Regions from separate parts of the Mus musculus genome. Here all the other regions are linked to region 1. A link is a loop called in an ENCODE intact Hi-C map of the cell type or tissue named here. Cell type or tissue: heart. All regions are shown on one strand.

Region 1 (8,000 bases):
TCAGCATTCCTACTTTCTAAGCACCCACAATAGCCTATTAAGTTCTAAGCACTCAACGACTTTCTCAGTTCAAAATTCCAAAGTCCTTTCCCAACCCTCTCCAAAACCAACATGGTCAGGGATGTCACAGCAGGATCTACAACCTGTACCTAGTTCTGTATTTAGTTTCCTATTTCTTTGATAAAACATCATGACCAAAAGCAATTTGGGAAGGAAAGACTTCACACTTGGCTCAAAGGTTACAGTCCATCACGAGGGAAACCAGTGTAGGAACTAAGGCAGAAACCACAGGGGCCGCTTACTGCCTTCTCAGCTCACTTTTTTATATCTCAGGTAGGTTCACCTGCATGCAGGCCAGGGAGTGGGGGTGGGGAAGTTACGCCCCAGTAGGTTTGGCCTCTATCAATTAGCAATCAATAAAATGCCTGACAGACACATCTGCAGACAATATGACAGCATGTCAAGCTGGCAAAGACAGACAACACAGGACACTTCTCACAGTGTCCTGTGTTGTCTGTCGCATCTTTAAACTGTGACGTAGATTCCTCATGTCTTCAATCTTGTGTATCGGGTTCAAGGCTCAACAGGATTACTTCTAAAGGACATTAGGGGGAGCTATGGCAACGGGAGAGCTCTTCTTACTTTCTTAGTGTTATTTTTCAAAGAAGCAACATACAAACAAAGTGCTTTAAGTCCCAAATCTGGTAGGAATTCAGTTTTGCACTTTTAAAATCTGATCCTCAAAGATGAACTGGATCATGGTAGTAAAAAGAATTACATATACTTTTGCTTCAAGAAAACACAAAGCAAAGGGCCCACTTACCTGGCGTGTCTATGATGTTGATATTGATGTCTTTCCACATGGTATACGTAGCTGCTGACTGGATCGTGATCCCTCGCTGCCTCTCCAGCTCCATGGAATCCATGACAGCGCCAACTCCATCTTTACCTTTCACCTAAACATGAACACAAGAACTCACATTTTTCTCTCATCCCAGAAAGAAATCTTGACTGAAACAGAACCAGAAATCAAAGCTAACGTATGCAAGTGTGAGATGAGCCTAATCCTATAACCGTATCATTTCATAAAACTCTTGTTTCCTGTCTCGGCTCCCATACTCAGTTCTTCCTTGTTGGCAGCTGACAAGCACTTGGGGACCACCATCTGCTTCCCCTGAACTGCTGGCTGCTGGCGTTTCAGAGTCTACGAACTCATGATATTCAGGCAGCAGACCTCTCTGCGGCTCTCCTCAGACTGTGAGCACAAAATGGGAGTGTTTAGCTTCTAAAGGATATGGTTTGGCGGATGCCCTTCGGCTGAAGAACAGCCTGAGCGGGCGTTAAGTCACTCAGTGGTTTGGCAGTATCTTCGAGTGCCAACATTTTAAACAATGCTTTTCTGGTAGGTTTTTGTAGAACTTGTATTCAGTGCTGTGGATGAAACTTCCTGAAAAGAAGCCATGTCTGGCTGTGACTGCAGACCTCCTGGAAGGAGTCTATCTGCAGAGTATGATGGACCCATCAGAATTTCCTACTGGGGAGAATTGGAATCATGCAGGTTCAGGGGCTACTTACCCTGTGCTGGGCTGTGCCTTGCCCAACCGTGTATCTGAAATAACACCTCATGAGAATACACTAAAACCTCTTAGACGCGATTAACTTAGCAGGACACTAGCGTCTGCCAGTCCTAAAGCTAAGAATGTCGTCTTGGGCCTATAGAATAGTTTCCCATCTCATTGTCCTTGCCTCTCTGGTGTGCCCACCAATGCATTTTAAACCTGCCTTGATCTCTGACTTTCTTTGTTCTATAAAATTAGAACATCATGAAACTGCTTGCATGGTAGAACATTAAATTTGGGACAACCTGTGTTTCTGAGCCATACTCAAAATGGCTCCAGATAAAAACTCTGATTTCCTTTAAGATGAAAGCTGTGTGTTTTGTTTTGACATGGACAGCACCTTTTGAGATTCACTTTCCATTTAACATTATAAACATGGATCCTTCATTGACATGCGTAAGACTGTTGTGACAGCTGTATAAGGGTCTGTCATGCCATCTCAGCATCAACCCAGGATGTTCACAGCCATCACTCACTTCTAGAGGGGTTGTGAATACACAGTCACATCTCAAGCCAGCTTGACCTCTCCTCTTTGTCCATCTGACTTTGGCTAAGGAGCCTCTGTGGCAGTGGTTCCCATCCTGTGGGTTGCAACCCCTCTGAGGTGGAACGACCCTTTCATAAGGGTTGCCCAAGAACATTGGAAAACACAGATATGTATATTACCATTCAGTTATGAAGTAGCAACAAATATAATTTTATGGTTGGTGGTCACCACAACATGAGGCTATGCTAAATGCTCGCAGCATTAGGAAAGTAGAGAACCACTGCCCTGCACCCGACCAGTTTTCATCCTAAAACAAGGTTTTCTGAAACTTATGAAACTATAACAACAGTAGAATTAAAATCGATTTCTGAATCGCTCTGGAATCAACCGCTAAGCACACACCTCGTGCATCGTGGCAATCCTGCCAGTGTAGTATAGCACCCGTTCTGTTAGCGTCGTCTTCCCAGAATCAATGTGAGCTGAGATCCCAATGTTCCGTATTTTTTCATTGGGAACTGGCCCTGACGAACACCATCGGCGGGTCTTCCAATCAGCCTGAGAAACAGTTTTAAAAGCTCAGTTTAGCACACCTATTATACGAGATCACAGTTAAAACCTGAACTACGGACTTGTTTTCTCATCCTCAAAGCAAGGTTCTCAACCTCCGTATTATCTAAGGAGCCCTGGATTTAATTCTGAATAATACTCATAAAAGAAGCACAACTACTGCTTCTAAATGTTAGTTTTAAACTTGAGACTTTTAAAGGTTCGTGTATATGTGTTTTGCTTGCATATATATCTCTGCACCACGTGCACGCCTGGTGCTGGAAAGGTCACATCGCCTAGAGCTGGAGTTATGGATGGTTCCGAACAAAGATGTGAGTTTTGGGCATTCAACTCTTCCTCTGGAAGAGCAGTCATGGGCTACGTTTTCACCCCTCCACTGTGTGGGTCCCAAGACTGACACTCAGGCTGTCACACTTGACAACTACCCTTATGGCTGGCTGATCCACACTGCTAACTTTTAAATACACACTACCATAATAGTCAGAGCTATACCTCTCAATGGCCACTTTAACAAGAGATACAAGTTTTAGATTGAATTGTACCTTAGGTTCTCTGTCTTCTCCCGTCCTGTAATTCACAGCTAGCAAGGGGCATATGGGTCTACCCAACTAACAGCCACAAGACAACTCCAAAAAGGTTTCCAATTTCATCTGAACGAAAACAAGGAAGTGCCTTTTGGGGTGGTGGTGTTCCTGTCAGCTTTACAGTGGGGGGTGGAGGGGGATGTATTTGTTGAATCAAAACAAAACTGCACACCCAAACGCTTGGCAAACACTTCTGGGTAGAGGGAAACTGGGCACATGTCAAAGAAGACAGCTGACAAGCGCTTGGATGGTTAAACCACAGGAACACTTGGTAGCAAAGCAAACGAGGTATCCATGACAGGTAAGAGGTCACATCTACCAACGGCTTCCCTGCTCTGAGTACCTCACTCCAAAGACTTACAAAGTTTAATCTATACACCTGACTGGGAAACTTGGCCAGAGAAGAGTACCGGGATGTTGAATAGAACCCACACGTTCAGAGAGCATCCAACCACACCCAGTAGTAAGAGGACCACTGGATAACGAGTCCGAAATCCGGGATTCGAGCCCCGGGGACACTAACTTTCATCTGACCTTCACTCGGGGCACTTCTCTTTAAGGTAGATCATCAGGAAGGGAGGGACCCCGGCGCAGAGCTGCGGGTCGCAAGGCCGAGCTGGCATGCGGATACCCAAGGGCTTACGGGGCTCGGGAAATCGCTGCTCAAGACCCCAGGTAAGGAAAGGTGTCGCCAACCTGCCCTGCTCTGGAAGGTTCTCTGGCACCAGTACCTGCTTCCCCTGCCAGCCCAGGACTGCAGGGACCCGAGGGAACGGTCCACGCCCCAGGGCTGCGGCGACCCGCAGCAGCCGCATGGCAAGCCTGGAACAGCCACTTCCAAGGCTCCTGCTCTGAGGTGATCGGTTGTGCTCAGCGCCGGCAGCAGAGCGGGAAGAGCTCAAAGTCACGCCGGCAACCGGAGCCGCAGGAGCACTTCCGGGAGGAAGGTCAGGAGGACGGCCAGAGGAAGACAAGGGAGAGGCACCTCTGTCTGAGCTCGACGTGGCGCGCGCCCTCTCCTGGTCAGGAGGAGAAAGCGTAGTTTATGCAGAGGATTGTCACAGGGAGGTGTCATTACTACGGAGGCAGGTACTCTGGTCCCTTTGTCTTTAAAGGAAAAAAATAAAAATTAAAAAACCATCTCTGTATAAAAAAAACAAAAACGTGCCGGGTATGGCGTCACACATGTCTAATAAGAACACTTCAGAGGCAGAACTAGGCGGATCTCTAATGAGTTCCAAGATAGCCTGGTCAGCAAAGAATTCTGGGCCAGACAGGACTAGACAGTGAGAACCTGTTTCAACAAAACAAAACAAAAGCTGCAGATTTTAAACATAGTTGTTTTACCTGCATGACAATGGGAAAACGTTTATAACAATTTAAATGGAAGGAGTACACAAAAATGTATTCATTACTACAGCATCAGAGAATCTGGGGGAGGGGCTGGAGATACGGCTCAGAGGTTAAGAGGTCTGCTCTTCCTGAGGTCCTGAGTTCAATTCCCAGCAAACGCATGGTGGCTCACAACCATCTGTAATGAGATCTGGTGCCCTCTTCTGGCCTGCAAGGTATACATGCAGGCAGAAAGCTGTATACATAATAAGTAAATCTTAAAAACAAATACTTCAAAGAGACTCTGGGGAAATGAGAGTAGATATATGTTGGATTACAAATAAAATTTTTCAAAACCTTCTTTATTGTTCATCAGTAATACTAGCTATGCATCTTCAAAACTGCACCCGTGGCGCTTCTGTCTGGGCTTCTTAAAGGCCTCAAAAACGTTGACATATCTAAAACAGAGCTTCTAGTCTTCCCCAAACCTCCTCATACAGTCTCCATCTTAGCAAAAGAATCTCCGTCCATCCAGTTGACCTAGCCAAAGATGGCAGTCACTTGCTGGCTCCTGTAATCTAAGCCTCTCAGCATATGCGAACCTCCCATTTCCTTCCACCTCTCCACAGGGCTATTTCTTCCTGGGGTTACTGTGATGAGAACCGGGTTGATTTCACGGCTTTTGTCTTTCCCGGTTTTTTTTTTTTTTTTTCAGTAAACTCACACACTGACTAAAAGGATCTTCTCAAGCCAGACCATATTCCCTCTCCGCAGAAAATGATCTCCTTACTTTAGTGTTGTTAGGCTGGAACCCGTGCTCATCACCCCCCGACACACCCCCCCCCCACACACCCCCCAGCTACAAAACCCTATGTGCCCTCCTTCCCCATCCTACCACACAGAAAAAGCTCCCTGACCCCTCAAAGGAAACTACAGCCTAACAGGTCATCATCTTCCTGATTCCCGCTACCCACCTGGGAGTGCCTGCCTGGGCGCTCAGCTTTTTTTTTTTTTTTTTTTTTTCTTTTTTCTTTTTTTTAACCTTATATGGGCATAATCCCATGTTTCATCACCACACGGCCCAAAACTATAAAACCTCCTTGCTTTATCCTGGGCGAATGACTTTACTGACCTCCACCTGATAGATTGGCCAACTCGCCAGACTGCTGCCTTTTAATAAGCCTGCCTTTATGTTGTTTTTTATAAACAGGTGGCAGTGATCAGGCAGGAAGGAGCAACTCAGCCGGCCGAGGTGAGGTGTTCCCGCTGAGGAAACAGCTTAGTATAAGAGGAAGTTTATTGGGGGAAAGGAAGGGGGCCTGGAAAAGGAGTACAGGCAGAAAAAGTGGGGGGATAGAGAAGGACAGAAAGAAAGAAGAGCGAGAAAGGGAGAAAGGGTCCAGCTGTCCAACAGGAGACATGTGGGAAGGAGAGGGAAGAGGTCTTCTTATATGCCTAGCTCCTGGATCATACCTGGTGAGCATAGATGCAAACTGTTGCAAGGTAACTGTTGGGCAGAGCCTAGAGCTGTGCTAACGATTTATACTTTTGATTTGACTTGAATTGGTTCATTTTGTTGGCAGAGAAACCTATTAGGTACAAGTTCAATGTTTTTCATAATGCTCTTTGGGAAGGAAGTTCAGCTCTCTTTCCAGGATACTTCAGCCCTGTACAGGTGGAGGCATTGTTAGCCGAGAACAAAGCTTGGGGTCAAGGCACAGTGACACTTCTTTCTGTACTTTCTTGTAGAGGAGGAACATCAGAGGGCTCTGTGTCTGCAGTATCCTTCTACCTTCAACTGTAAACCCGGACAGAATAAGACATCCAAAGATGGAACACTGGTTCCAAATTCCCAGTCACTGATGTCTACCCAACACTCTTGTTCCTTAAGTCATTTGTCTTCTTAATTTGTACACCTCTGCCCGACAAGTTTCAACAGCTCCCTCACTCCTTTCTACATCTGCACACATCCTGTTCTTTCTCCCGTAGTTCATTGTATTTAATATCTATCATGATATCACATGATAAATCACCATGATGTCTTTCATAACTCTTATTCTTGTAAAAAAAAAAAAGCCATGTCAGAACCATTCTTTAATAACATCAGCCCAACTCACAAATGTAGCATTGGAAATGCTCTGTACCTTTGTTGGCAAGTATTACCTAGATTCGGAACAACCAATGATAACCTTTGATTATACCTGTGATTTGTACAGGTGCACAAACTTGTACAGCCGTTTTGGAAATCAGTGTGGTAGCTCCTCAAGAAGATGGGAATTGATCTACTTCAGGATCCAGCCATATCACTCTTGGAAATAGACCCAAACGTTGCTTCATCCTACCATAGAGACACTTGCTTATCTATATTCATTGCTCCTCTATTTACAATAGCCAGGAACTGCAAAGAACCTAGATGTGCCTCACCAGAAAAATGGATAATGAAATGTGCAACATATCCATAATGGAATATTCCAACTTTAAAAAAAATGAAATAATGAAATGATGGTAAAGGATGGGTCTAGGTAAAAACCATCGTGAGTGAAGTAAGCCCGAAAGAGAAATGTGGTATATATTCACTGATATGTGAAGAGTAGCTAAGTCAATGCCAATGACACTACAATCTATATAATATCACAGAAGTTGTGAATAAATAAAGGAACTAGAGGGAACAGATAGATCTCAGAGGAAAAGGAGTATCGAGTAGGGAGGGAAAGAGGAGAGGGAGATGAGGAAGGAATATGGGAGGAGACAGCTAAACTGAAGGGCCATTTGAAGGGTATTCTGGAATTCTAATAAATTAGAAACCTAATATAGACATATATTAGAAACTGAATCTGGGCTTGGTGGCAGATGCCTTTAGTCCCAGCAGTTGGGAGGCAGAGGCAGGTGGATTTCTGAGTTCAAGGCCAGCCTGGTCTACAGAGTGCATTCCAGGGCAGCCAGGGCTACACAGAGAAACCCTGTCTCGAAAAACAAAAACACAAAACAAAACAAAAAAGAAAGTGCTCTAAATAAAATCTCCAAATAATAGCAAAGACAGTACCCCAAACTGGCTATCTTTCGATATCAAATAAAATTTCCAGTTCATCTAATTGAGTGGTTGGTCAAAGGGGTCCCCTGGAAGTCAGCAAACCACCTCGGCTTGCTATTAAGACTATGTATTGTTCTCCACGAATTGCTGAGGACAACACCTAGGGAACTCATTGAACATGGAGAAATCAAGCTGGTGCCTACAGAGTCTTCACCCCAATGTTCTAGTGTAAAGGAAGGTACTCTGCATGCTACCAAAAGAAATATAAACACCAGCCCAGCCACAGACCCATTGATTTACAATGGTGGCCTGCCTGCAAGTTATGCTGGTGTAGTGGTGGCGCAAAACTTGTGGGAATAACCAACCAATAACTGATTTGA
Region 2 (8,000 bases), 140 kb before region 1:
CAGGGCTGTTTTATCTTTATTGTAAATATTACCTGGTTCTTTCAAGTCCTTTTCAAGTCATTCCTCTGTTTTGTGTCAGATACTTCAATGTACTTTGCCTGCTGTGACATCCTACCCCTTTGTTTTCTGTATTATATAAGACTGGTGTTCACTTTGTGACAACACACTCTCTCATGTCATCTCTGTTTGTCACCCTCCGATTCTATGCCCATCTGGTCGAGGCCTTGATTCGCACGGATTGAGGAGGACCCACTGAGTCCCGTCTGTGGCAGAGTCCCGTCTGTGGCAGAGTCCCTGTCATCTGAGGGGAGAGTGAGAGGATTATAGAAAAGGAAGACTCAGAGACAAGGGTTAGAGATCGGGAGGGCTGCAGGTCTATACTGTGCCAGCCCCAAATGTGTTTCTCATAACCTTTACATACTTTATAGTATTGTGGGAAACAAAGTCACAAGCCAGCATAGACAATGGCTGATGTACACTAGATATTTATACCCATCCAGAGGCCTCCTTGTTCTTTCCTCCAAGATTAGCAGGACATCCAGCCCCTCGCCTTGAGTTTCAAGTATATCCCCTTATCATTTCATTCATCAACAGGCCAGGAAATCTGCCAGCCGACCCTGGCCTGCCTTGACCCTGCCTGATAGAAGCAGGCAAAATGGCTCCCGACAGGTAGAGCGGGCACGTCATGAGAGCAGAACTGGTCCCGCCCCTCACCAGCTGCAGCACTCAGGAGTAGGCCCTGCATCTTGCCTGGACAGCACAATAGAACTGACCCTAGTGTCGGGAGAATGGGCAAACTGGTCTGTGGGCCTGAGCATGGGAGAGGCAGTCCTGCCTCTTGTCTGCTGTGTGGTCCCTTCCCCTCCTTTTTGCCCTCACCACCTATGGCAGGTAGGAAAGCTATCCAAGGATCTTGAGAGTGGAAGAACTAGCCTTGTCCCTTCCTGGCTTCAGCACCCAGGAGAGCTGGTCCTGCACCTTGCCTGGACAACAGGATAAAACTGGTTCTGGTTGTGGAGGCTACTTGTGAGTCAACCCCAAAGGCTTGAGAGTGTGAGCAGGCTGACCAGCTCAGATACCTCTCAGGCCCAGATCCAGGGCTTTGAATCAGCGCACCCCAACACCTACCCCATCGATGAGCTGCTGGAGTGCATCAATATGCAAAGATTTTTATGGAGACCAATATGGGAATTTTTAAAATAAAACTAGAACTACCCCGTGATCCAACTATAGCAGTCTTAGACACATGTCCTAAAGAATCTAACTCAGCACACCCAGAGCTGCTTATACATCCACATTTACTGTTGCTCTATTTACAATAGCTGGAAAAAGCCTAGATGCCTATCAATGAGTGAATGAGTGAATAAAATGTACATACATCAGATGGAAATGTATTCAGTCTTTAAGATAAATGGAATTGTGAATTTTGCAGGGAAAGATATACAGGGGAAACAGCACGGACATAGTTAAGGGAGTGTCTACCTGGGGTACTGCCCTTGGGAATACATCGAGCCCCAGACCCCTCTGCTCTCTTCCCTTCTCCCCCCCTCCCCCACATCCTTCCCTCTCCCCTGACATTTGGCCACCACAAGATGAGCCGCTCTCCTCTACCACTCTGTCCCACCACAGTGTTTCAGCCTCATCACAAACTGCAATGTGACAGAGCAAATCAGCCATGAAAGATGTCCCAGAGACTGTTCCTCTGCCCAGCTGAATCTCTCACAGCAACAGAAACTTGTGTAACGTACGTGGGATTAATATGTATGGCGGAATATATGTTTATAATGCAGAGACCGCCAGAGTGGCAGCATGTTCCTCTTATCTAGTTTGAAAAGCTGGTGAAGGGAGAGTGGCAGGGAGGTGGACCAGTTGTTAAGATCACTTGCCGCTCTTGAACAGGACCTAGGGTCAGTTCCCAGCATGCACATCATGGCTTACAACCATCTGTTCTGTAACTCCAGTTCCAGGGATCCAGTGCCCTCTTCCTCTACCAGCACCAGGTATGCATGTGGTACAATACATACATGCAGGCAAAACATGCATGCATAACATTTCCCAAAAAAAGAAAAAAGGTTTTAAGAGGAAGAGAGGGAAGTTATCTACCTTGGAAGATACACAATTGGTTTGTCCTGAAGACCAGAAAGGCTGGCATGTTGGGAATAAAAACAGGTACCGTGTTAGTTACTTTCCTTATTGTATGACCAGATGTCTGACAAAACCATGCTATGGGAGGAGACATTTATTTTGGCTCACAGTTTGAAGGGATGCAGTCTGTCATGGCAAGGAAGGCATGGTGTCTGCAGTGGTTAGCCAGACACCGGCAGCTTCTCATGATAAGAGCAAGGGACCCTAAATAGTCACCACCTTTAAGGTTTTCCCCAGTCATTAACTTCTGCTACTAGGCCACACAGCCCAAACACTCTATGAAATGTCACAGAACCAAAACAATGCCAACAAACTGGGGATGAAGTCTTCAGACACATAAGCCTGTAGGGAGTATTTCACATCCCCATATATCATGCTGGGGATAAAATAGCACACTCAATATCTAACACAAATGACCAAACTTATATTAATAAATTTATTTTAATAAGTAAATATAAATTTATTTTAATAAATCTACTTTTCAAATGCCTTTTATGACTGTTCTGTGTCCATGGCCCCCTTCCCATCCACTAGGATTTGTTTTCTCTCCTGTTTTGCATGCATCTATCTGTGTGTTAACTATATGGCTATCTGCTGGTCTCCCCGCCCACATGCATGGAAGTCTGCATTAAAGTCAACTGCAGAAAGTAAACACATTGTATTTTTCCTCCCCTATAAGGGATGAGAGAATCAGAAAAACAGGTTATCATGAATGGTTCTATTTGAATGTTTACAGTTGCTTTATGCACTTATTTATAAATGAGTGTGTGGTAGGGTGACAGTTTGCAGAAGTCGGTTCTCTTCTTCCAGCGTGTGTGTTCTGGCGATGAATCCCAGGTCGTCGTGCTTGACAGCAAGTCCCTCTACTCTTTAAGACATTTTGCCAAACCCTAACTGGAAAGTTTTTAAAGAAGCCTTTTAGCTGAGTAACAGAAATGCATCATTATAAATCAAGCAATAATAACGGTGCATTTATATTTGTGAATCACAAACTGAAAAGGAGGACAAACCTGATTCAGGAACAGCTATGTTGAGTATCAATAACCACGCTCCACGTGGATTTTGGATTTACTGTCTGCTCCCAACATTACCCTTTCCCAAGCTGCCTAAAATGTTGTGTTCCTTTGCCAACGGTACAATGTTCACCTCTGCCAGTAGATGGCGCAGGAAAGACATCCAAAGGGAGGGGCTCCACCTTCCTCGCTGGCCAAAAGGCTACTAAGCAGGAGTATAGCTTCACAACACAGGCTTTCACACCCGCGCGCGCACGCGCGCACAAACACAGACCTCTGGGATGAGAAGGTTATTTTTAATGCCACTGGAATGTCAGCATTAGGAGATAGGAACACTCCTCTACAGAGCATATTTTACAACTGGGACATTCCCCAAGTGGTGCCAACACAGCTTGTCAGAACAGAGAGACAGAGAGGGACTATTCAGAAATGACGCCCGCCCGGCTTTAAATCCAGCATGCGCCCATCAGCAGATGAGCACAAGGGACTCGCTAGCCCCTGGTCCACTGCTGCCACCCACTCCTTAAAAAAAAAAAAAAATGTGATTTTTTTTTTTTTGGCTAAGGAGGAATTCATGCATTAGAGTAAAAAAAATGAACTTTGGTTCTGTGACATTTCATAGAGTGTTTGGGCTGTGTAGCCTAGTAGCAGAAGCTAATGACTGGGGAAAACCTTAAAGGTGGTGACTATTTAGGGTCCCTTGCTCTTATCATGAGAAGCTGCCAGTGTCTGGCTAACCACTGCAGACACCATGCCTTCCTTGCCATGACAGACTGCATCCCTTCAAACTGTGAGCCAAAATAAATGTCTCCTCCCTTAGCATGGTTTTGTCAGAATATAAGAATTGCAACAGTGCAGAGTTACGTATGGTTCAACTCCTCCCCCTCCTAACCCCACACGCACGGTTATCACCCTCTGATCTGTACGTATTTCAGCATATGTACACATTAAGTGACCTGGTTTGTCGAGCATGTCAGAAAGGCTGGTGATCTGCTTGACCTGAGAAGCCTTCGGTTCGGTCCGGTTCGGTTCTCACCTCCACCATTCCTCCCCCAAGCTTCAAAGCTAAACATCGTAATTGGTTCCTGCTTTAGGCCTTTAAAAAGGAGAGGGGTGAGGAGCAACATTTCAAAGCCAGGCAGGGCTGTATATCAAGCCCTGTCCAAAAGCAGCAGTATCAGTTGTCTACCTAACTTCTATTGAGAAATGTTCTATAAGATTTCACAGAGGTTTCCCTCACTCTTACCAGCTTATACACCTTTCCATATTCTTCCACCCCATCCCATATCATCAAACACATTTGTCCCGAATTGCGATGCAGTTGGCACATCTCCAGGGTTCTGTTATTACAAAATATGTTTTGCAATAATCTTGAGTACGATAACTGTTCTATTATCTGAAGGAATTGTGGGCTTTTTTTTTTTTAGGCTAAGGAGGGATTCATGCATTAGAGTAAAAAATGAACTTTGCTAAATATTGCCAAATTTTCTTGTTGGAAGTGCTGCAGCATTTTGTGTTATGAAAATCACCATTTTAGCATGGTACTGGAACAAAAGCAGAGAGGTAGACCAATAAGCTAGAAAACCTATAAATAAGCCCACTTAGCTGCAGACTCCTGCGCCTACACAATGGGCCCAGAACATGTTGGAGAAAAGAGAGTCCCTCTAACAGACAGTGGTGGGTAAGCTGGACAGCCAGATGCATAATATTGAAATTAGATTCCTATCTCTTTCCCTGTATGGAAATAATTCAATAGATTAGAAACCTTTAAGACCTTGAAACCACTAGAGGAACATATATGGGAAGCATTCCATACATAGTGATTTTTAAAATAGGACTTCAATTCACTCAAGAATTAATTTCAAATATTAGCAAATGAGGTCACATGAAATAAAACAGCTTCTATGGAACAATCACCGTAATGCTGAGCCCAAGAATGGGGGACATAAATCTTTGCGAGATATTTAGATCACACGGAATTAGTATTCAGAATGTATATTTTTTAAACTGGAAAAAATAAAGCACCCACACACAAACAGCCAAATCAATAAATGAACAAAGTAATAGAACAGGCGATTCTCAGAACAAGCCAAAATGCCCAGCAAGTAATCCCTAAATAAAAGGTCAACACTTTAGCCATCAGGAAAATGAAAACTAAAATTACATCAAGATTCCACTGGGCCAGTGAAATGGCTGAGCGGCTAAAGTGCCACACAAACATAGGGAACTTAGTTTGCCTTCATATAACCCATGTGATGTGCACATCTGTCATTCCAGCATTACTAAGGCAAGATGTGAGGCAAAGACAGAGTCGCAGGAGCTCTCAGGCAGCTGGCCTGGCTCACACATTAGTGGTCAAGAGTAGTGGCTCGAGGTGAGGACTGACACTCAAGGTTGTGCGCTTTGGGTTCCAGTCTGGGAGGTTATCACCAACATCAACTGGGCTGGAGAAATGGCTCCGAAGTTAAGAGAGTATGCTGCTCTTTCAGTGGACCAAAGTTCAGTTTCCAAGACTGGCAGCTCACAACCCCTTGTAATGGCAGCTGCAGGGACTCTGATGCCCTCTGGGGATGCTGAACTCGTGCAAACACCCCCCCAACATACACACATATCCATCGAATTAAAAAAGAAGGTGTTTTTAATGAGATAACAATGACAGCAGATGCAAGTGAGGGGGTGGGAAAGGAGCCTTTCACGCCGTTGGTGGGAACCTAAACTGCTCAAGCAGCTACTCCACATACTAACAAGTTATGAAATTAAAACCCTACACCTATGACAAGTTCAAAGAAAACCTCTGTTTTCCCACACTCTAAAGGAAGAAAGTGTGATGCTTTTGGACGTTTGCTAATCTGTAATGCACATGCGGTATATGTTTCCAGAAGTAGAGAATGTCTGTAATGACTGATAACAGATTAAGTGCACACATGTAAATGTTTGGGTGTGAAGATACACATATGTGCACGTGAACATAAACTCCAGAGACCACTCTGGCTGTCACATTCTTCACAGTTTTCAGGCATCTTTGTGTGTGTGTGTGTGTGTGTGTGTGTGTGTGTGTGTGTGTGTGTGTGTCTGTTTTGCTTGTTTGTTTGGTTTGCTGGTTGGTTTTCTTTTATTTTGTTAAGACAGGCTTTCTCTCTGTGTAGCCTTCTTTGGCTGTACTGGAACTCACTCTGTAGGCTAGGCTATCCTCAAACTCACAGAGATCTGCCTCTGCCTCTGCCTCTGCCTCTGCCTCTGCCTCTGCCTCTGCCTCTGCCTCTGCCTCTGCCTCTGCCTCTGCCTCTGCCTCTGCCTCTGCCTCTGCCTCTGCCTCTGCCTCTGCCTCTGCCTCTGCCTCTGCCTCTGCCTCTGCCTCTGCCTCTGCCTCTGCCTCTGCCTCTGCCTCTGCCTCTGCCTCTCCCCATTTCCCTCTCCTAGGATCAAAGGCAAGAACCACCACTGCCTGACTTAAATAGAGTCTTTTACTGGCTGGAAATTTGCCAAGTAGGCAAGGCTAGCCAGCCAGGGAGCCCCAGGGAGCCATCAGCCTCTGTCTTCGCCCCCCCCCCCCGACAATAATAGCTGAAAGTTTTTTTAAAGTGGAAATCATTCAGTCTGGGATGGACATGCTCAGATCTTTGGAGCATTCCTGAAATGCTTATTGGAGTCCTGACACTGTCACCCTGTCACTAAGGTCCTGTGGCCAGTGGATGTCACTCTAGGACTACTTTCTCGGCTACAGTCCTCTAGGTTGGCTTGTTTTAGGATAACCGTTGTCTTTGAAAACCCACACATTCAACAAGGGATGGGTGGCAGAGGGGAAAATATGTAATCCTATTTTAGTTTTAAAGTCTTTAAATAAAATGCACATGCTCAGTAGAAGAACAAGGCAGGACCTCCCAAGGGTTGAGCGTATCTTGAGATGCTCAGGGCTCCCATGCTTCAGGAGGGAGCCTGGTTGAGCATGGCCTCACCAAGGGTGTGGTAGCCTTGCCTTAATAACTCAAATTATCTAAATCAAGAGCAAATTCTGTGGTGGGGTGACTAAAACCATAATCATGTGATTTCAACATCTGTAATACTAACAGCTTGGCATTTCTGTCTTTGGATGAAAGATCCATATAAGCACAGAGAGAGATCTCTCTGCTGTCTTTACCTCCGCGAACCACTCTCCACCATCTTAGAGAATGTCAGTGCTATTACAGGGGCTTGCAGTCCTTCTCCTAACAGAACCTTACAACAACAAACAACAAACAAACAAAACTGGTCTTTGACCAGATTTCTAAAGCACTATTGATTAAAGGAGAAAGGTGGCCATGGGACTTGCAGAATGGATCAGGGAGAGAGGGCACTTGCCACCAAATCTGAGTTCCATCCCCAGAAGAAAACCAACTCCCACAAATTGCATGATTTCCCCTCCCACCAGAACACAGCCATAGCTGTCCTGGAACTCACCTTATAGACTAAGCTGGCCTCAAACTCGCCGAGATCTGCCTGCCTTTGCCTCCTTAGTGCTGTTAAGAACAAACCTCCCTACCCAGCCTGAGTCGGTTACTGTGTATAGGAAGAGAATCTGAGCTTAATATTGTGGCACTGTATGTTCAGTTTACCCAGAACAATTTGTTGAAAAGTCTGCTTTCTCCCATTGGTGTTGTTGAGGTGCACTTGTCAAAATTCAGTAAACTACAAATAGCACGGTTTATTTCTTGTCTGTCAATCTCATTAATAGGCATTTCTACTATTTTAACAATCTTACACTGTTTTGTAATAAACTTTTGAGAACACTTTTGTGATTCCTCCAAAGTGTTTTATTTTTGATGTTTGTTTTTATTTACTCAAGAGTACCCAGCTATCACAGGT
Region 3 (8,000 bases), 450 kb after region 1:
ATCATACTTCATAGCTTTTATTAATACAATTTCCAAACTTTTAATTTCTTAAAACTGAAACTTCCTAAAAGAGGGACTATTGGGGATGGCGAGGAAGGGAATGGGGGGGGGGATATAAGAGGCTAACAGAAGAGGTGTATGTTTCCATATGTGAAAAGTTCATAAAGAAAACCATACAATTATATGCTAATAAAAATTTTAAATTAAACTTCCTTTACACAAATGGGAGTCAGACACTGGAGATTTATCATTGCTTCATCTACCACCCCTATAGTTAGAATGAGTCAAGAAGATGAAATAATAGAGAAATCTATTGGTTCAAATTACAGGATAGTCATGCCTGATCTTTCTCTGGTTACCTTTAAAGTGGTCATCCTTCTAGTACAGAAGATGGCATAAGCGTTTGTATTTAAGTCCTGTGGTTAAAAGGATGAAGAAGCGTCTGGGGGTCTCCTGATCTCTTACCAGGCTTCTAGCAGGGGCTATTTGGGAGGTGTTTACGAATATGTATTTCGTCATAGAGGTTGAAAGCTACTGAAACACCATGTCAACTTAGTGGATCCCATTACTAAATGATCTTTTTTAAACAGTTTCACAAAAGAGTAAAATTCTGTGATTATTCTCCGGAATTACAGTGTTACAGATAGCAGACCGATGCTCAATGTGACATTGCTCCTAAATTCATAGAAGTTAGGAAGCAGTAAGGTTTTGAGTCTTGTGAAATAATAAAAGCAAGAGTTCATGTACTTCAATAATACCTAAATGTTTAATGCAATCGCTGTTAACCATGTAAAGGTATGCCTTTGTCCTAAAAGCAGGGTGGGAAATGTTTCTAGAAGGAAGGATAATGTCAAAGAAAAAGTAAAGCAACATTTCTAATAAGCTTTATTTTCATGTCCTTTAAATGTGCAATGTAGTTAGTATTACAAGAAGTTATGGAACGTCTTAAATTACACTTAAATTCTCGACTGAGAATACATTATGTACCACAATTCTGTGTTCTCTTTACCAATGTTTTAGGTTGTTTGGGTAGAACTTCTGAAATTATTGGCTAAGTGTGTTTTGTTGTTCTAATCAATAAGTAGAAGATATACATATTAATGGCCTGTAACTGCTTTCATTTTTACTGAGTACTGGATCCAAGAGAACGAAAACATTATCTTTTAACATCAAACAAAACTCATTAATATTCAGTATACTGAAAATGCCCCCCCAAACTGCCACTTAAAGAGGTATATTTGTTTACATATTCAAGTAAATGTAACATTTCATATGTAAACATTCTTTTGTGTGAGCAAATAAGTATTTGCATAGCTACAAATCACACAGCAAGCCGTGGCTTAGAGGAGACAGTCATGTCCCCCCCCCCCATATAATTAAGAGTTTTTATAAAATAATTGTCAAATATACAGTTTTTAAGTTATAAATCAGAAAGAGAGTTGTTTTCCCCCCTCCAAAGAGTGAGTCTTTTTTTCACAGTCCACGGTAAACAAAAATTAGTCGAGCGACAAGCAACATCGGTAATTTTTTCCGCAGAACTCAAAAAGTAGTCATCTTTTGTTTTTCAGAATTAGGAAATCGAACTAGAATGCCCCCCAAGATGCTAAATAATTAAGGGCAGGGTGCAGGGAGTTGTTAGGAAAAGGAGTAAGAACCCTTAGACCTCATAGAGAAAATCGAAATGGAACTGCGCCTGACCGGGCTGTAAGAAAATACCTTAAGACCGAATCTGGCAGAGAACAGCTGCTCAGGAAACAAGTTAAATCGACCAACCCCTTCTAGCGGGATGTGTCTTTATGGGAGTCAGCTTTGACTCCAAAGTAGTAGAGTGAATTACAGGGACCAGTACTCAGTGAGGCTGGCTGCGCGTTCGGAAGATCCTAAAAGGAGGTGAAGCCTTCCGAGGTGCTGCAATGAAGCCCCATTCGCAGCAGGCGCGTGAAGACCGGATGCACCGCTGTGCAGCTGCAGCGGCTTGGAGCAAGAAAGGGTGCAGGAACGGAATACTGGAATGGTTGCTAGGCCTATTAACCATAGAGAGCCCGATACTGGGCCAGAGACCAGGGGTCATCATTGTAGGGTCGAGCAGTTGGGATGCCCACCCAGAGCGAGGCTGTAGGGTCGGGTACTCTCTGAGGATACCCACTGACTCTGATTGCAATGCACTTGTCAGTTTCCTCTTGGCCCCGCCTCCGAGAAGTCTATCCAGTTCCCCAGTGTTTTACTAAGTCGTGACACCAACGCAAAATCCACGCTTAATTAAATTAATTAGGGATTCTTGTCAATCCTGGATTAATGGCCAAGAGCACCAGCGGCCGAGGCTATCAGAAAACCCGACCGCTGAGGACCTGCCTCCTCTCCCCGCCCCCTCTGGTCCCCTGCTTGCCCTCCCTCTCCAGCCCGGTGGACTCCAGCCTGGATCCTCCATCCTCAATATTCATATTCATATTCTCTCTCTCTCTCTCTCTCTCTCTCTCTCTCTCTCTCTCTCTCTCTCTCTCTCTCTCTCTCTCTCTCGTCCCCACTCCCTCTCCTCCCCACCCCAGGTAGTGGCGCTCCTGCTACCCGCGAAGGGGTTCACTAGGAGTTGCGAGGGGAGGTAATTTACTCAGAACAAGAGGCCCGCCTTTAGGAAGTATAAATAGTGAGACTTCAAGAGCTGCGTCGCTATCAGATCTGAACTCTCCGCAGGAAGAATTGTCAAAGATCTTAACATTGAACACGCGCACTCCGGCAGGGAAGCATCAGTTCCCATTTCCCTCTGGCGGCCCCCGCCCCTTCCCTCCTCCCCCCTCTCCCCCTTTACCCCCTCCTTCCTCCTCCTCCTCCTCGTCCTCCTCCTCCTCTTACTTCTTTTTCTCCTTCTACTTCTCCTCTTCTTTCTTCTCCTCTTTTTCTTCTTCCTCCTCCTCCCTCTCCTCCCCCATCCCCCTGCCCCATTGATGTGTTATTATTGGGGGGGCTGGAGCAGTAAAAAAAGAAGGAGGAAAAAAAGAGCGGGGCTCGGCAGGGAGAGCTTGAGCGCGAGGTTGACCGGCGGCGGCAGCGGCCGCGATGGAAGAACTTACGGCGTTCGTCTCCAAGTCTTTTGACCAGAAAGTGAAGGAGAAGAAGGAGGCCATCACGTACCGGGAGGTGCTAGAGAGCGGGCCGCTGCGCGGGGCCAAAGAGCCCGGTTGCGTCGAGCCGGGCCGCGACGACCGCAGCAGCCCGGCAGTCCGGGCGGCCGGCGGAGGCGGCGGCGCGGGAGGAGGCGGAGGCGGAGGCGGAGGAGGCGGAGGAGGTGCTGGAGGAGGAGGAGCAGGCGGAGGAGCTGGAGGAGGGCGCTCTCCCGTCCGGGAGCTGGACATGGGAGCCGCGGAGCGGAGCAGGGAGCCCGGCAGCCCGCGGCTGACGGAGGGTAACGGCCTGCCCCCGGCCGCGGTTCCCCTTACTGCCTTCCCTTATCCTCGGGGCGGGAGAGGACCCGGGACCCGAGCGGGAGGAGGGCGGCATCGCAGAGGGCCCTGGACCCCAGCTTTGGGAGATACCGGGATAGTGGAGGGGTAGGAGGCCAGACTGCTCCGTCGTGGGTGGGGTCCTCGCGTGGGGGAGGGCGTGGGGTTTCGCGCACCCTTCTCTGTCGCTCCGGTTGCACCGAAATATGTTTTTCGCGAGCGGGAGGATGGGGCCGCGCTGCGGGACGGCGAAGTTTGTGTGGCCCGCGGCGAGAAGGGGTGCGGCAGGGGCTCACTAGGAGGCCGGTTGTAACTAGCCCGTAGTCCCGAGTTTGCCAGAACCCCTTTCCTAAGCCTAAAGGAGAGAAGGGGAGGGGAGAGAAAGAGGAGAGCCACACGACATTGCCCTTCTTTAGATTTGCCATCAAAACCACTGTAACTCTGCAAAGCCCCCAAATCTCCGGATCTTGGGGACCAAACTTCACATTCTTACTGAACAGTTAAGGTAGGAGCCAGCCAAAGGTCCAGGCCAAGGTGATTCCCTCTCGGTGGAGGAATTGAGGAGTAGAGGGTGGGGGACGACGACGAGGACACTACATACACAATTTCTTTACTGGCTAGAATCGTGCAGTACTTTAGGAGAGAGAGAGAAAGAGATGGAGAGAGAGAGAGAGAGAGAGAGAGAGAGAGAGAGAGAGAGAGAGAGAGAGAGACTTTTGGAGAGAGCAGTGTTAGAAAAAGGCTTTATCTAACCGGTGAAGCGTCCATCAACTCAAAGTTAAAAATTAATTTGGCACTCGGTACTGCAGTAACTGGTGTGCTGCCATATTTTTCCAATTAAGAAAATATGTGGCATGCGTAGAATCACAAATTTAAGCAAGCAATTAACTTGTTTATAACACGGTCTGTTCCTGTTTAGGCCATTAAGTGGAAAGTTGGGGGCGAAAGAGACATTATATTAAGTCTATTAATCAACTTGAAATTTGGATTTGTTTTCCTTTGAAGCCCCTAAACTTTGAGGGGAATCCACTCTGGGGGTGACAACAGACAAAGCCAGTCCACCTTCCCATCTGAAGAATATATGTTCCTGTTTAAATTTTACTAAGATGTTAGTGAGATTGTCCTAGTAATGTTTTCTATTAAATTGACCCCTAATGTTTGCTGTGACCTTATCTACTTCCTTCCCGGAGGAAGAACAAACGTCCACAAAATGAACTCTGAGAAGCAGAAATACAGGCAATAAATAAGGTTACTGTATAGAATGCCAAGCTGGGGCAAGATGGGGCGCTTTGCCTTCACCGAGATCCCGGCCGGCCGTGTTCCCCTAAATTTAGAACGTGATAGGGTAAAATGATAAAGGGGCCCCCAGAGTAACCCTTCAAGGTTCATAGCTCTGAGACTCGGGTTACATAGCCCTGGCAAGCCTGGGTGAGCCAGTTGCTGGGGTTGTTGATTTCCAAGCTCTGGGCAAGTGTTAATTTCTTTGTAGCTTGGCTCTTTCGACTTAATTTTTTCCCCTCTGTGTTGATCCGGTTCCTGGGTTGGGAGGAATCAAAAACAGCCTCTACTATCTAAACTTAGCTTTGACAGTGGACATCCATCTCCAAATCATGCAGAGGATGAAGGTTGGGTGGACCTTGTATTGATATGGGCCTGACTTTGACTGTCCTCATCATTGCCTTTTGACATACATATATACCACCCCTCGTGTGGCTCTATTTGCTCACACTGCCAGAGCTCCTATCTTTTACATGGAAGGACAGCAAAGTAGCAACGAATGTGAGGGGGAAAATGCATATTTTATTAAACATCCGAGCGGCTGGATGCATGAAAAGGTTTTGAACAGCCAATAGAAACCGAGGAATGTTCTGCTTGAACCTGTTGATCTCAGTGGGTTTAAGCCTTTAGGGTCGATCCTTGGTTTCCACCGGGGAGGGAGAAGGAGAGGACAGATGCAGCGGTGGGTTTTGCTGACCACCAGAGTCTGTCTGATTTGCCGCCTCTACCCTTCTGGCCCAGCGTGGGCGGCCAGTCATCCAGGCCGCCAACATGGCGTGGTTGCCTGTGCCAATCCGACCCGAGTCTGGCAGGGAGCACAGGGACTGCCTAGTTGCTGATGGAACCATCCGTAGGGGTCTGGTCCGAGCCCTTGGGTACCCGGGGACGTGGCTTTCGGCGCAGCGCTGTACCAGAATCTCGTTTTCCTGCTGCAACCTTTCAGCGGGCCCAGTTGTTCCTAAATTAGACCAGCAAGTTTGCGGGAGGCAAAGGGCCAGAGGCAGCAGAGGCTGGCGGGACAGCGGAACAGCCCTCTGGGGATAGCTGGCGTGCGAGGCCATCGCGTGGCCTTGCCGCGCCCTTTAACCGAGACCGGGCTCTGGGAGAGGCCCGCGCAGCGCTTTTGATTTCCGTGAGTGCGTGGGTCAGTGAGTGCCATAGGGTCAGGAATGCATTTGGTGTTGACAGAAGGGAAGGGAACAGGTAGTGAGAGGGTAAGCTAAGACCCCAGTTGAGTTGGGTAGCCGCGTGCCCACCTTGTCCCCAGGCAGCTATACAGACGAGACTTTGCGGGTCTCAGAGACCCCATCCTCTCTCCAGGTCTTCACAGGGATCCCGCGCTCCCAGGGTTTAGGAGTCTCTAGCCTTCTGGAAAAATCTGGTAATGAGACTGTCTTGCTTTTTTTTTTTTTTTTTGTTCGTGTGTGTGTGTGTGTGTGTGTGTGTGTGTGGTGGTGCGTGCTCCGACGCACGTGTGGTCCTTCCGTGGTGCCCTCTTCAGTGTCCCCTGAACTGAAGGATCGCAAAGACGATGCGAAAGGGATGGAGGACGAAGGCCAGACCAAAATCAAGCAGAGGCGAAGTCGGACCAATTTTACCCTGGAACAACTCAACGAGCTGGAGAGGCTTTTCGATGAGACCCACTATCCAGACGCTTTCATGCGCGAGGAATTGAGCCAGCGACTGGGGCTCTCTGAGGCCCGAGTACAGGTACCCCCATTGCGAGGAGGTGGAGGCTGGGTCCTGAAAGTCAGAGTGCTATACCTAATGTTTGCGGGGAAGCTGCAGGTGTCTGGTGTGAGATGAAAAAAAAAGGGGGGGGACATCTTTTCTAAAGATCTTATTTTCTAAAATGGGTTTTGATCCCGTAGCCCCTTTCACTCCTAAGCCAACATATGTTCGCTGAAAAAGAAAGCTGTGCTGGGCTTGCTCCCAGAGTTTCTATTAACCACACCCCCCTAGCCCCTCGCTGTCTTTAATGTGGTTTAATCCTAATGGGCCTACTTTTATAAGCCTTAAAAAAAATGCCATAGAAAACGTTTTATCTCTGAAGCCTTAAAAGTTACAACGAGTATTTTGCTCTCTGGAGTTGGGTTTCGTTGAGGGTCTAGGTTTGCCAAACGGATATACCAATTAGGTTTATGGATGTACAGACTATAAAGAAAATTAGCATCTGTTAAGTGCAAAAATTTACAGTGTACTGCTAGCGGATCGGTCTCTAACTGAGCGAGAAACAGAGGGCATAGAATATGTTTGCCCACCCTTTGTTCCTCCACTTAACCAACGCAAAGAACCTGAACCCATGAAAACTCCATTTTAAAACAACATACACATCGTATTATTGATGTTTGCAAAGCCTGGCCTTCAGAATATCACTTGGGGTCAGAACTGCAGCTTTTTTCATTATTGGTGGGGTTGAGGATAATCTAAAGGAGGAATTATAAACACACATACATATCCTTCCAGCTTTATAGGGAACAAATTTAAACGTTTCAGATTGTATTTCCGCTCAAATAATAAAATTGGGAGAAAATGATGGTCATTATTTGTTTGAACACATGGAGCAGTTTTAGGCTAGAACATCTGCAGCTGTTACAAAGTATCGCTGTAACAGATACTCCCTGGGTCTCTGGGCGGAGAGACCACCATCTGTAAGGAACTATGCACAATTCTTATGGGGCTTCCCCGCATCTTGTAATAGGATCAGGGGGAAAAAACAGAGCAGTAAAGTGGACAGAGAAAAAATAATAATAGGCCGCCTTGGTCATCACGACGTCAATCCTAGAGCCTTCCCTTTTTAAGCCTGTTCTGCTTTGCAGCCTGTGCTGAGCTCTCTAGAGACTCCGCAACCCCTTAAAACCGTGATAATTATTGCAGCCGTGAGTAATAGTATCTCCATTCCAACTCTTCTAGGGGGGAAAAAAGAGTCAAGAAGCCTCAGGCCATGTGAGTCACACAAAGGATGCCACCCTGGCATGAAATCCACCCTTCTATTATACTCAATATCAGGAGGATTTTTGAAGATTTACATTGACTGTGGCACTTGATTTCAAAAACTTACCAGAAAAAGGCTCTGAAGTAATATTTTCCTTTCATGGTTTTTTTAAACATTAATTTGTGAATCAATCAATATGCTGTATTGTGGAAACTGTATTATTGGAGCCTTATTTGAATTTAAAAAAAATCTGTCACACTGATTTGAAAAGTTGGCAAGTTATTTAAGAAGATCATATCCAGGGTTTACTTGATGCATCTCCTTTTTGTGGCACACTCTTTTTTTAAAAA

What was found. A loop is a pair of places that touch in the nucleus more often than their neighbours do. Peaks named below come from ENCODE experiments on the same cell type or tissue, not always from the same donor. Only the 100,000 strongest peaks of a DNase experiment are listed, where the experiment ranks them.
Region 2: it touches region 1 in a loop (3-fold over the local background); 12 of 42 quality-filtered maps call a loop at or near these places.
Region 3: a loop joins it to region 1, with 2.7 times the contacts of the local background. A loop is called at or near these places in 2 of 42 quality-filtered maps.

Annotation. Positions count from the first base shown.
Region 1 is chr3:67,426,311-67,434,310 of GRCm38, reverse strand. It overlaps Gfm1 (G elongation factor, mitochondrial 1), which reads right to left and starts at 4,196. Exons shown (of 18, transcript NM_138591.2): 1 at 3,989-4,196; 2 at 2,509-2,661; 3 at 824-956. The coding sequence starts at 4,072. In heart, CTCF peaks have their summits at 4,276 (motif pointing left) and 4,855 (motif pointing left); a DNase peak (open chromatin) is centred at 4,230; H3K4me3 peaks cover 1,510 bases; H3K27ac peaks cover 736 bases.
Region 2 is chr3:67,563,786-67,571,785 of GRCm38, reverse strand. No RefSeq gene overlaps it. Among named protein-coding and RNA genes, the nearest start is that of Gm25919, 5.5 kb to the left of the region's middle. In heart, CTCF peaks have their summits at 3,294 (motif pointing right) and 6,849 (motif pointing right); a DNase peak (open chromatin) is centred at 3,405; H3K4me3 peaks cover 301 bases; H3K27me3 peaks cover 1,222 bases.
Region 3 is chr3:66,976,611-66,984,610 of GRCm38, reverse strand. It overlaps Shox2 (short stature homeobox 2), which reads left to right and starts at 2,840. Exons shown (of 5, transcript NM_001302357.1): 1 at 2,840-3,400; 2 at 6,217-6,425. The coding sequence starts at 3,055. It also overlaps a transcript of Rsrc1 not described here. In heart, no CTCF peak of the experiment used is centred here; DNase peaks (open chromatin) are centred at 3,350 and 5,600; H3K4me3 peaks cover 4,478 bases; H3K27ac peaks cover 1,140 bases; H3K27me3 peaks cover 5,871 bases.